Regions from separate parts of the Homo sapiens genome. Here region 1 is linked to region 2. A link is a contact called in ENCODE Hi-C data. All regions are on one chromosome and are shown on one strand. Each heading gives the region's core, a stretch centred on a gene start or an enhancer-like site at or near the end of the contact. The rest is flanking DNA. Distances are from core to core; before and after follow the strand shown. Region 1 overlaps ANK2 (ankyrin 2). Region 2 holds the start of UGT8 (UDP glycosyltransferase 8).

Region 1 (4,843 bases), core at 1,710-4,209, 1.3 Mb before region 2:
ATATGCATAGATATGGAAGAATACAAATACATACAATTTAATGTACATTAAATACAAATACAACCAAGTTATGATTAGTTGGATTTTGCATCTGTTTTATTTTATTGTAGCTTACAAATTAAAAATGCTTTCCAAATTCAATGTAAAATACTAAATAATAATGAACCACAGAAGCTTCTTCATATCTTAAAGCAAATTTATTGAAAATTGTGGATTTCTACTCGTTAAGTTTGCCACTCCATTAATTGAATGTTTAATAAATATTACAGTTTACCAAGATAGTAATTATTATACTTTTCAATAAAATTACACTTTCATACCACCTATTATGTGTCCATAAAGCAGTTGTACCGTAGTAAAATAAAAAATATAAACTAAGACCATAACAAAACCCCTAGTACATCCCCTAGATGAACAGCAAGTAAAACTTTACACTTCTATGGCTATGTTATTATACATTTATTAACTGAATAGCAGAACCATTGACTTCATGAAAAATTGGCAACTGTATTGGAAAATATTTAAACTTGTTTTTAATGTCTTAAATCAGAGTGAACAATTTCTGATCCAAGGGCTTAAATTATTCCAGACCTTTGTCATGCTGGTTATATTATTTTAGTGAGAATAATTCTTTAGTTATTATTATTTTAGAGGGAATATTCTTTTAGAGCGAATAACTTCTCTGGTGTTGGAATAGTCCATCTTTATTTCATTTAAGTAGATTATACGACATCATTTTTAAAAAAGCAGTTAGAAATGATACACATTGATTAAACAACCAATTAGTATTTCAGAAGGCAGTAAGTAAGTAGAGGAGGCTAGAATACAACCCATAGAAAGGTAGAGACACTCCTATATATGGTTTTGACTTATTCATTGTTGCTCCCTCTCTCTGTCCAACTTTTCTCACTCTCTGTGTACATATCCTAATATCTTTCTCTCTCTACTCTAATCAATTTTTTGTGATTATATATCACTTTGTCTCCTTCTTTCTTTTCTTATCCCTCTGTATTTCTTTCCTGTTGGGGTTTTAGGAAAGACAAAAAACACCAACACCTCTCTATTCCTCTCAGTACAAAACCAATTGAGAGATAGACTCAGGTATCAACTAAATGGATATCAAAATTTCACTTGTATGACTGATATACCGATTGCAAAGTGCGACTTTACTTTCATAGCCCAATGGGCTCTTTAATACCACATTCCTGAAATAGACAGACTTGTCTACTTAGCCATAGTCACTCCTTGAGAGTGGCAATTGAGACCTGATTGATTCTTTCAAAGTTTAGACCTTTGCAATCTGGCAGCCACGTCACAAGGTTTTATTTGAGGTACCATTATTTACCATTCAGTTTGTTCTCATTCAAGCTAAATTTTCATTTTCCCTTTGAGACCGGTGTTTCTGCTATTCCAGAAGACGGTTGAGCCCATAGAACAGCTGTATTAGAAACAGAAGAGGTTGGCTCCTCTACTATTTTCCCTTCCTTAGCCAAATTCAAAACAAAATAAAGGTGAATAGAATTTAAGAGTTGCTGATCTAGCCCGGGCATAGTGGCTCACGCCTGTAATCCCAGCACTTTGGGAGGCCAAGGTGGGCGGATCACGAGGTCAGGAGATCGAGACCATCCTGGCTAACACGGTGAAACCCTGTCTCTACTAAAAATACAAAAAAATTAGCCAGGCGTGGTGGCAGGCGCCTGTAGTCCCAGCTACTCGGGAGGCTGAGGCAGGAGAATGGTGAACCTGGGAGGCGGAGCTTGCACTGAGCCACGATCGCGCCACTGCACTCCAGCCTGGGTGACAGAGCGAGACTCCGTCTCAAAAAAAAAAAAAAAAAAAAAAAAAGAATTGCTGATCTCGTGCCACCTGGTACAAAACACATCCAAGTGGATCTTAGCTATCTTTGTGATTTACAGCAGGAAAACAAATTATCCATTCCACCAGCTGAGACAAGCTTTTGCTGAGATTAACCCTTTTCCCAATAATCTAATCCCCTATCAAAAGCTAAATGTAAAACCATCTGTAATATAAGTAGCCTCCAATTGCTGGAGCTAAAACTCTTGTTGATGAAATTACTAAGGCTCTGTCAAGAGCCTCAATCTTCTCCAAGAGCCTACATAACATAAAATAGTTAATTCTCAGGTTATATTTAGATTTTGTTTTATTGTAAACACAGATTTATGTATGTGTTAACGCAAGGATCAGACAATCAACTCTTTTTATTCATGTCATTTACCCTTTAAGACTTTTTTTGGAATATACCTACATGTAAAATAAGAAGGAGAAGGTCCTGGATTACTATGAATTACCTACAAAGTGATGATTTCCTCAAAGACAATTGATGCGGGCTATGTTGACACCTCATAGATATGATAGTACATGGCTTACAAAATTAAATATACTTGCAAAATGAAGATAGTTTCTACTAATAAATATGCTAATTTAACATTTAGTCCATAATTCTACAGTGCTTCACTGGCCAAACACCTACTAGCTAAAAGTAAATGAAAGTTTGCTTCTATAAATATTGTGAAAGCTTGCGTATCTCCTTTTTTTCCCTTATGGGCTTTGGGCTAATATTTTGAACACAGATCTTTAATACTTGAGCTACAGTGTATAAAATATAGCTTATTTAAGATACCAATCTGTCATTTGATTTTACAAATTGATTTAAAAGGAATGAGATTGCATCTATGCAAATGTCAAGTTTTACCTATTACATATGAGTGTGTAATTTAGAACTTTGAAGTTCAGATTTTTCAAAAATGTAATGCATGGTTTATCAAGGCCTAAATCCCATTTTGAAGCCAAACCTCATTTTTGGTCAGTGGCCATTGGCAATTTGTCTTTGTGCTGGCAGGTGTGTCTGTGTTCTGGGCTGGAGCTTAGATACAGTTTCTTGTGCTCATGCATCTCATCACCACGGCAACCAACACTCTGGTGCTTCAGTCACCACACACAGGACATGCAAAGGGGACAGTGCTCTCGTTTGAAATAATAGCATTGTTGGAGTCACTAGAGACAAACAAGAGGAACTCCACTTCCGCAGGAAGCATGCATCTGGCCACAGTTCATTTCACTCTGTACCTTCCAGGGGAATGCACCAACATTCAGTCATTCACAGTTTAGAGAGGAGGAGAAAGAGGCATAGAGAGAGAATGGAAAATAATAAGCGAAAATGAAACTGGGCTTTCATTTTGTTCTTCTCTCTGAGGGCCATCTACTTTCCTCCTTATATTTTTCTTAGTTGCAGAGAGATTAACATTTAACACAGATTTAAGCAATCTATCCTGGAATTATTTCCTGAGTGAATTTCTGGTACTGGCAGTAATAAACTACAGTTGCTGGTTTCAAACATTTCTGGGAAGAAAATGAATCAGATTAGGAGTATCAAATTTTAACTTCTGGATTCCCTTGTGCTCTTGCCATTGAGCGGTAGGAACCTGTCAAAGGATGTGTTAGTTCAGCTGTTGGACAAAAAGGTAGGACAACAGAGACTTGTGTCCCCCTGGAAGTTGTGCTGTTAGCTAATAGCACGCTTTTTTCACTCTCCTGCTCGGCTCATCATTTTGTCATCCCAACCCTGCTACTGCTGTTGGTATATGCCATGGCCTCCTGCCAACCTACCAGCCTTCGATCCTTCAGTTCCGACAGGTCTCACACTCTGAGCCATGCCTCCTACCTGAGGGACAGTGCCGTGATGGATGACTCAGTTGTGATTCCCAGTCACCAGGTATGTGACATTTTGCCTTCATGTCTTTGCTTTCTGGAGAGCTTTGTAACATTATTGGATGCTAGAAATGTCCTGAGAAAGTTTTTAATCCCCCCAAAATCATTCCCAATTCAGTTGAGAAGCTAGGATAAGAGATTTGAGGGTTTTCCTAAAACATGAAAAATGTTCACTAGATTTTTTCAATGAGCAGTGTTTTTCTGAAAAAGCATACTGCTTATTTCTTCAGCTATACTGAATTCTTCTGTGGAGATTATATATGAACATTATATTTTTAAAATAAAATCTCCATTAAAGGAAAAAGTGAAGTAGGATGCATTTAAGGTATAAGATGAATGGTACAGGTTAAGTTATATCTTTCAATATTTAAAATTGTTAGCTATGAGAAAGGCTTAAAATTTATTCTGGAATATTTTAATTTTAGTTATGATTTTATCACTTTTGGTGGATTGGGTATAGGGAAATAGATGGATACCTACTGTCTTCAAAGACAATTACACGAATGTAATCTTATATAATCTATTTAAATAATGCAGTTTAAAAGAGAATGCATTTTAAAAGATTCATTGTAAATACATTGGTTTTATATTTTAAGTGTAAGTTTTTCTAGGTTATACCACTTTCCAGTGATGACACTTTTTATATTTTGTTATATTTTACTTTAATTGAAGCAAAGTGTGTTTATTCAATCCAGTGTTCTTTGTGTTTAGGTGTCAACTCTAGCCAAGGAGGCAGAAAGGAATTCTTATCGCCTAAGCTGGGGCACTGAGAACTTAGACAACGTGGCTCTTTCTTCTAGTCCTATTCATTCAGGGTGAGTAAATCAATATTATGTATCCTGATCAAGAGGTAAAAAGAGATGGGAGTGAAAACAACAGCTTTGTCCAGTAGCTTTAGCTGGTGGCTAGCTTTACAGTGGAGGTGCCCTTTGTTTAAACTTGTAAATAACATTGCTTTATCCAACATGGACTCTATATCTACAACAACAAACCAGCAAAAAAGATTGAATTCAGCATTAAAAAAACTGACTATTGTTTTAAAACAACTAGTAGAATTGCGTCAAACAGCTTGCTACCTAACTGGAATATACTAGTGGCCTTCCTACTATTCACG
Region 2 (4,796 bases), core at 1,722-4,221:
ATGTTACAAGACAATCAAAGACTGGAGAGACTGAAAAAGGTTCAGGAGAGTCTATTAAGGTGATCACCGGCCCAGCCGGACATATGTCCAGAAAGTATGAGCCCCAAACTAAGGGCTTTTCCTACTTTTAAACATTTTAAGGCAGGAACTACATGAGGTGGGAAGCAAGTTACAGAAGCGAGAAACAAAGGCAGTTAATCAAGCATTACAACATTTCTTACATCTTGAGAAAAACATGTCTTGCAACCTAAACTTATTGGTCTTGTGACTGCAGCTGTGCAGGAGCTTGCTGGCCTGTAATAAACTTGAGTAATTTGGAGTTGGGGAGTATAGATAAGGTCCACTGTCCACAGAGACAGGACAGGCTGTTAACATTCTCCTTTAACTTGAGTGTAAGGGGGCAGGGATCACACTTTGCAGAAACTTTAAGAGGATTTTAAAATTTCTATTACTACTACTATTAAGTTACGTTTGATTTCATTAATTTCTTCTTCAAATTCTAGGAAGTCTGATCCCAGAGTTAATGGTGAATGATTACAAAACTTATATAATATCTCACATATGGTTGTTTATATTTTCCAATAAAGTTATATGGGGTGAATAATTATAACAAGTATTTCTGAAAAAAATAACAATTGAGAATACTGATATATATAGTCCACAGAAATAATGAGGGAATTTTAATACCATACTCCACATTGGCTGAAACTTTCTCACTGCAGGCTATGCTGTCCCATTCAACATTCTATAAACTAAAGATGATAGGGAGAATCTTGTTTAATCTGAATGGGAGCTTGAAGGATACATTAAATATGGAAAATATGCATCCTTCCTTAAAGAGAAGTAGCAAATGTTTTCATTATTCATTTATTCAACCACTTAGCCAATAATGTTAACAATTAAAGGTGGGAGCATTAAAAAAAGGAAAAGTGGGGTGGGGCGGTGAAATGAACCTCACTGATTTCTTGCTTTTATCATTTCAAACTCCAAAAGTGTATTTCAACTATTCATATGATGATTGAATAAACTTGTTTTACATTATGGAACACCCTTACTGTGTAGAGCTGTGAGAAATTCAATAATCAGTATTTAATGTGGACAAAAATAGATAGATTAGAGAAACAATAAACATGGACATATCTACACATAATATATACTCCTTTTCTATCCAAAAATCTGACAAAAACCTTACACAATGGTCAGTTTACACCATTTTAAGGACAAGGATGTGGTGAAACAATTTTAAACATTTTTATATAATAAAAGAAAAAAGTTGTTTTAATTGCTAATGATCAAGTTTTTACCAAGAATTTACATATGCATCATCAAACAGTAGCTTGAAACTGAAGCTTGACCTTTGAGAAATAAAGCTTTTAAAGTAAATGTCTAAATTCTCTTTTCTTTATTATGTTACATTTCATTTACTTTAGGTTTTCTAGTGCAATTTAAATAAGAAATAAATAGAGAGTATGGTAATCAGGTACAAAGGCTGTGAAAATATTCCCTGCATTTTGCACAGGGAATATGTTCAAATTCCTAATCTGCAAAGAAGAAAAGTGCATTTTCTTTTTTGAAATGGCATTTGAAGATCTCTCCATCCATGAACATTCTTGAGCATATGGATTTTACAATAACAGCAGTGTATATTAGTTTTTTAATTTATCATTAACTGATAACATATACAGTAAAATATAATTTCCGTTTTCTTATCTAAGGGCAGAAAATCCCAACCTATTTCTGAATCTCACTTTGGAACAAGGACAGAATGACCTGACATGGCATTTTTGATTTCCAACGTTTAAACGCATAACGTTTGTGTGCTATGGAAGCATCTTAGCTTCTGGAATTTATGCTCGACACGAAACATAAACAATAAACAATTCAGTCCACGTTATATAGACATATCTCATATATATATGAGATATATATATATAAAATATCTTACGCACATGCACACTTAGACTTTCTCGGTTTTCATGAAACTCACAATCTACCTCAGGCGCTCAAAGGCACTCGGCCTCTCAGGTCTGAGGCACCACAGAGAGGCTTCCTTGGGCACAGTTGCTTGCTGGTCAAGACGCCAACTTGGCAAGGTTATGCTGCTGGCAAAGGCAGATTCGTCAGAATAAAGTCGCCACAGGCTCAACCAGGCAAATCATGAATGGCCCTTTCAGCAGGAGCCTGAGAGGAGGGATGTTATTCAGCCCAGCAACCCTATTTACTTTTTTTCAGGATCCCCAAACTCGCGTTTTTTAAGGCTTTCCGCTACAAGAGAGCCAGAATTGAAGCCTGGGTTGGCGGCAGTGCAGGTACCTGCTCACCTAAGCATCCCTCTTTTAATTTTCCTAACTCCTCCACCCACTTGCCCAAGTATAACTTTTGAATGGATTCAGCAGAAGTGAGGCAGGAAAGGCAGGAAGATGAGAAAAGGCGCGACATCAACACGCAGAGCTCACTGAGCCGCCTTGATGATAAAAGGCGGGCACAGGGACTACGTGGGTGGTGGCAGAAAGGGCGCGGGACACGCCTCGCAAAGAGGGAAGAGTGGGCGGGGCCACGTGCCGTTGTCAGAGTTCGCAACTCGAGCGCCCAGAGGGCTCGCGAAAAGTCCCAGCCTGCAAGCCAACCTCGCTCAGCGGACGACTGGCCGGATCCCAACGCGCTGCCCCTTGCCCAGCCTGCGAGCGCGTGGTACGAAGGCGCGTCTGCATCCATGCCCCAGCCCGGGGAGCTGGAGGCGCTCGCAGTCAGAGGCGAGTGATGCTAGGCTGAGCGCGTGGCGGCCCGTGTCGTGCCCCGCTGAGCCAAGTGCGGAAGGGCAGCGGCGCGCTCCGACTCTGCTCGCCGCACGCAGGGCGGGGCGCGGCTGGGGGGCGGGGGGCCTGGCCGCCCGCTGGGAGCTGCGGACGAGCAGGCGCGCTGAGGACCCGAGGGAGGACACGGTTAAAGCATTGCTATCAACTGTGAACCCAGAGAGCCCTCCTTAGCCAACACGCTAACTCCGAAGCCTCCCTTACGCCCCCGAACCACCGAAGGCGGCGACACCTGATTCAGCGCACAAACACAGGTCCCTTCTGTCCCGGATACAATTACGCGGCAGACACACACTCAAACTCGCGCGGGGCAGCCAAGAGACGAGGTGAGCGGAGGGACCACGCCGTTCCAGAGGGCGGAAGGGGGGGCGGTCTGGGTGGAGGAGAGGGGCGTTGTTTGCTCCCTGAGGTGAGTGCCGGGCGAATGGCTGCTGTCCAGGGGCGGGGGGGTGGGAATTAGAAAGCACAGACAGGGTTGGGCTGAGGAAGTTAGAAGTGGTTAGTGGGGGTTGGCGGGGTAGGGAGAAAGGCTAGGGGTTGAGGGGGTGTGAAGGAGATCTTTTTAGGCTGGCCCCTCATAGCGCCCGCGATCCTGTTTCTGCCATATGGCATCCGTTCGAGGGTTCTCTCGCGTTTGTGCGCTCAAGGCAGAGGGAGGGTATAACGGGGAGGCGATTCGGCCGAGGACCTTGTACTTGACCCCTGAAGGGATGGGCACCGCGGAGCCCAGAGGCCAGAGCCAGCTGCCAGGGCAGGGATGGAGGTGGGGGACCAGGAGGAGCTTCGGGACCTCTTCAACTCCCCTTTACTCCGTCTTCCCCCTAAGGAGGAACAAGAGCGGGATGTGTTGGGGGTGGGGAATGTCTTGGGGCTGTACAAGCTCGCTGAGACTTTTCGGGGCCCGCCGTTTCCGCGTGCCCGCGCGACTCTCGACAATGGACAGTGTACAGTGGTGGCAGGGTTTCACGGGTCCCCGCGCCGATTTGGGAATGGTACGGGGTGCCCTTGCATTAGAGAAGCCTGTGCGGGCCCCCGGGATTAGAGAAGAGGTGAGCGCCTGCGGGCGGGGAGAGAAGGACGCGCTGCTGGCAAAAAGAAGGGCGCCTTCCATGGACTGGAGGAGCGGCGAGGGAGCCTGGTATGTGTGTTTTGGATTTGAAGGAGGCAAACCGCATCGGAGAGTGCAAGTAGATGCAGTGCGTCGGGGCAAAAGGACAATCTGAGGAGGTGGGCGGGGTACCCAATCTCTATATACAAGCTTTCTGGTTTAATTGAGGGTTTATAAAATTGAGTACGGTAAACCTGCCATTGTGCAGCACTTCCTTAGGAAAGGAATAGCCTCTGTACCTGTACCGCGAGTTCCCATCACCTTTCAGCATCTAGGCGGGGAGAGGAGAGAAGGTAGAGAACTTCTGAGAGAGTTCTGAGAACTAACGCGAATGGCTGGATTGCGCTAACTAGGCGTTCTTAGCAGGAAAATGTCGCCAAGGGAAGGAGTGGGTGGCGGTATCAAACCAGGCGTGCTCTGGAGAATCACCTTTATTATGAGCCAGTGTTAGCAGTGACGATAGAGTCTTTTATTTCTGGGGATCCTATTGGTAAAAATTAGAAAAAAACCACACTACTCCAAATACTCCAAAAATCTTCAGTCCCCTCAGGCTGTCACCTTGTACTACCAGTTTTTCAGTATCAATGACGTGAATGTTAGGGAGTTTGGCTAGATGCCAAATTGTTATCATTTCTGATAATTTCATGTTCAAAAACGTCTATATTCACTCAAAATTGGCGTGCTTCTGACATATCCCCAGAAAAAAATCACCACCATTTGAAGGAAGGATAGAAAGTGCCCTTTTTTCTTTTCTTTTTTAAAAACTTTTATTTTAGGTTTTGGGGTACATGTGAAGGGTTGTTACATAGGTAAACACATGTCACAGGGGTTTGTTTTACATATTATTTCATCACTCAGTTATTAAGCCCAGTACC

Evidence for each region. Hi-C counts contacts between places; a loop is a spot of excess contacts on that map. Pooled maps may share reads with other maps.
Region 1: a pooled map shows a loop between it and region 2 (8-fold over the local background). The contact joins the enhancer-like site here to the promoter of UGT8 in region 2. A Hi-C loop is called at or near these places in 5 of 37 single-sample maps with no recorded cell type and 3 of 50 pooled maps.

What each region holds. Positions count from the first base shown.
Region 1 is chr4:113,314,077-113,318,919 of GRCh38, forward strand. ANK2 (ankyrin 2) reads left to right here. Exons shown (of 46, transcript NM_001148.6): 25 at 3,631-3,733; 26 at 4,441-4,544. Among named protein-coding and RNA genes, the nearest start is that of MIR8082, 160 kb to the left of the region's middle. RefSeq lists an enhancer at 3,091-3,170. Within about 2 kb of position 2,960, at least 2 of the 41 ENCODE cell types and tissues checked have a DNase peak (open chromatin) inside an H3K27ac peak, as active enhancers do.
Region 2 is chr4:114,595,836-114,600,631 of GRCh38, forward strand. It overlaps UGT8 (UDP glycosyltransferase 8), which reads left to right and starts at 2,972. Exons shown (of 6, transcript NM_001128174.3): 1 at 2,972-3,139.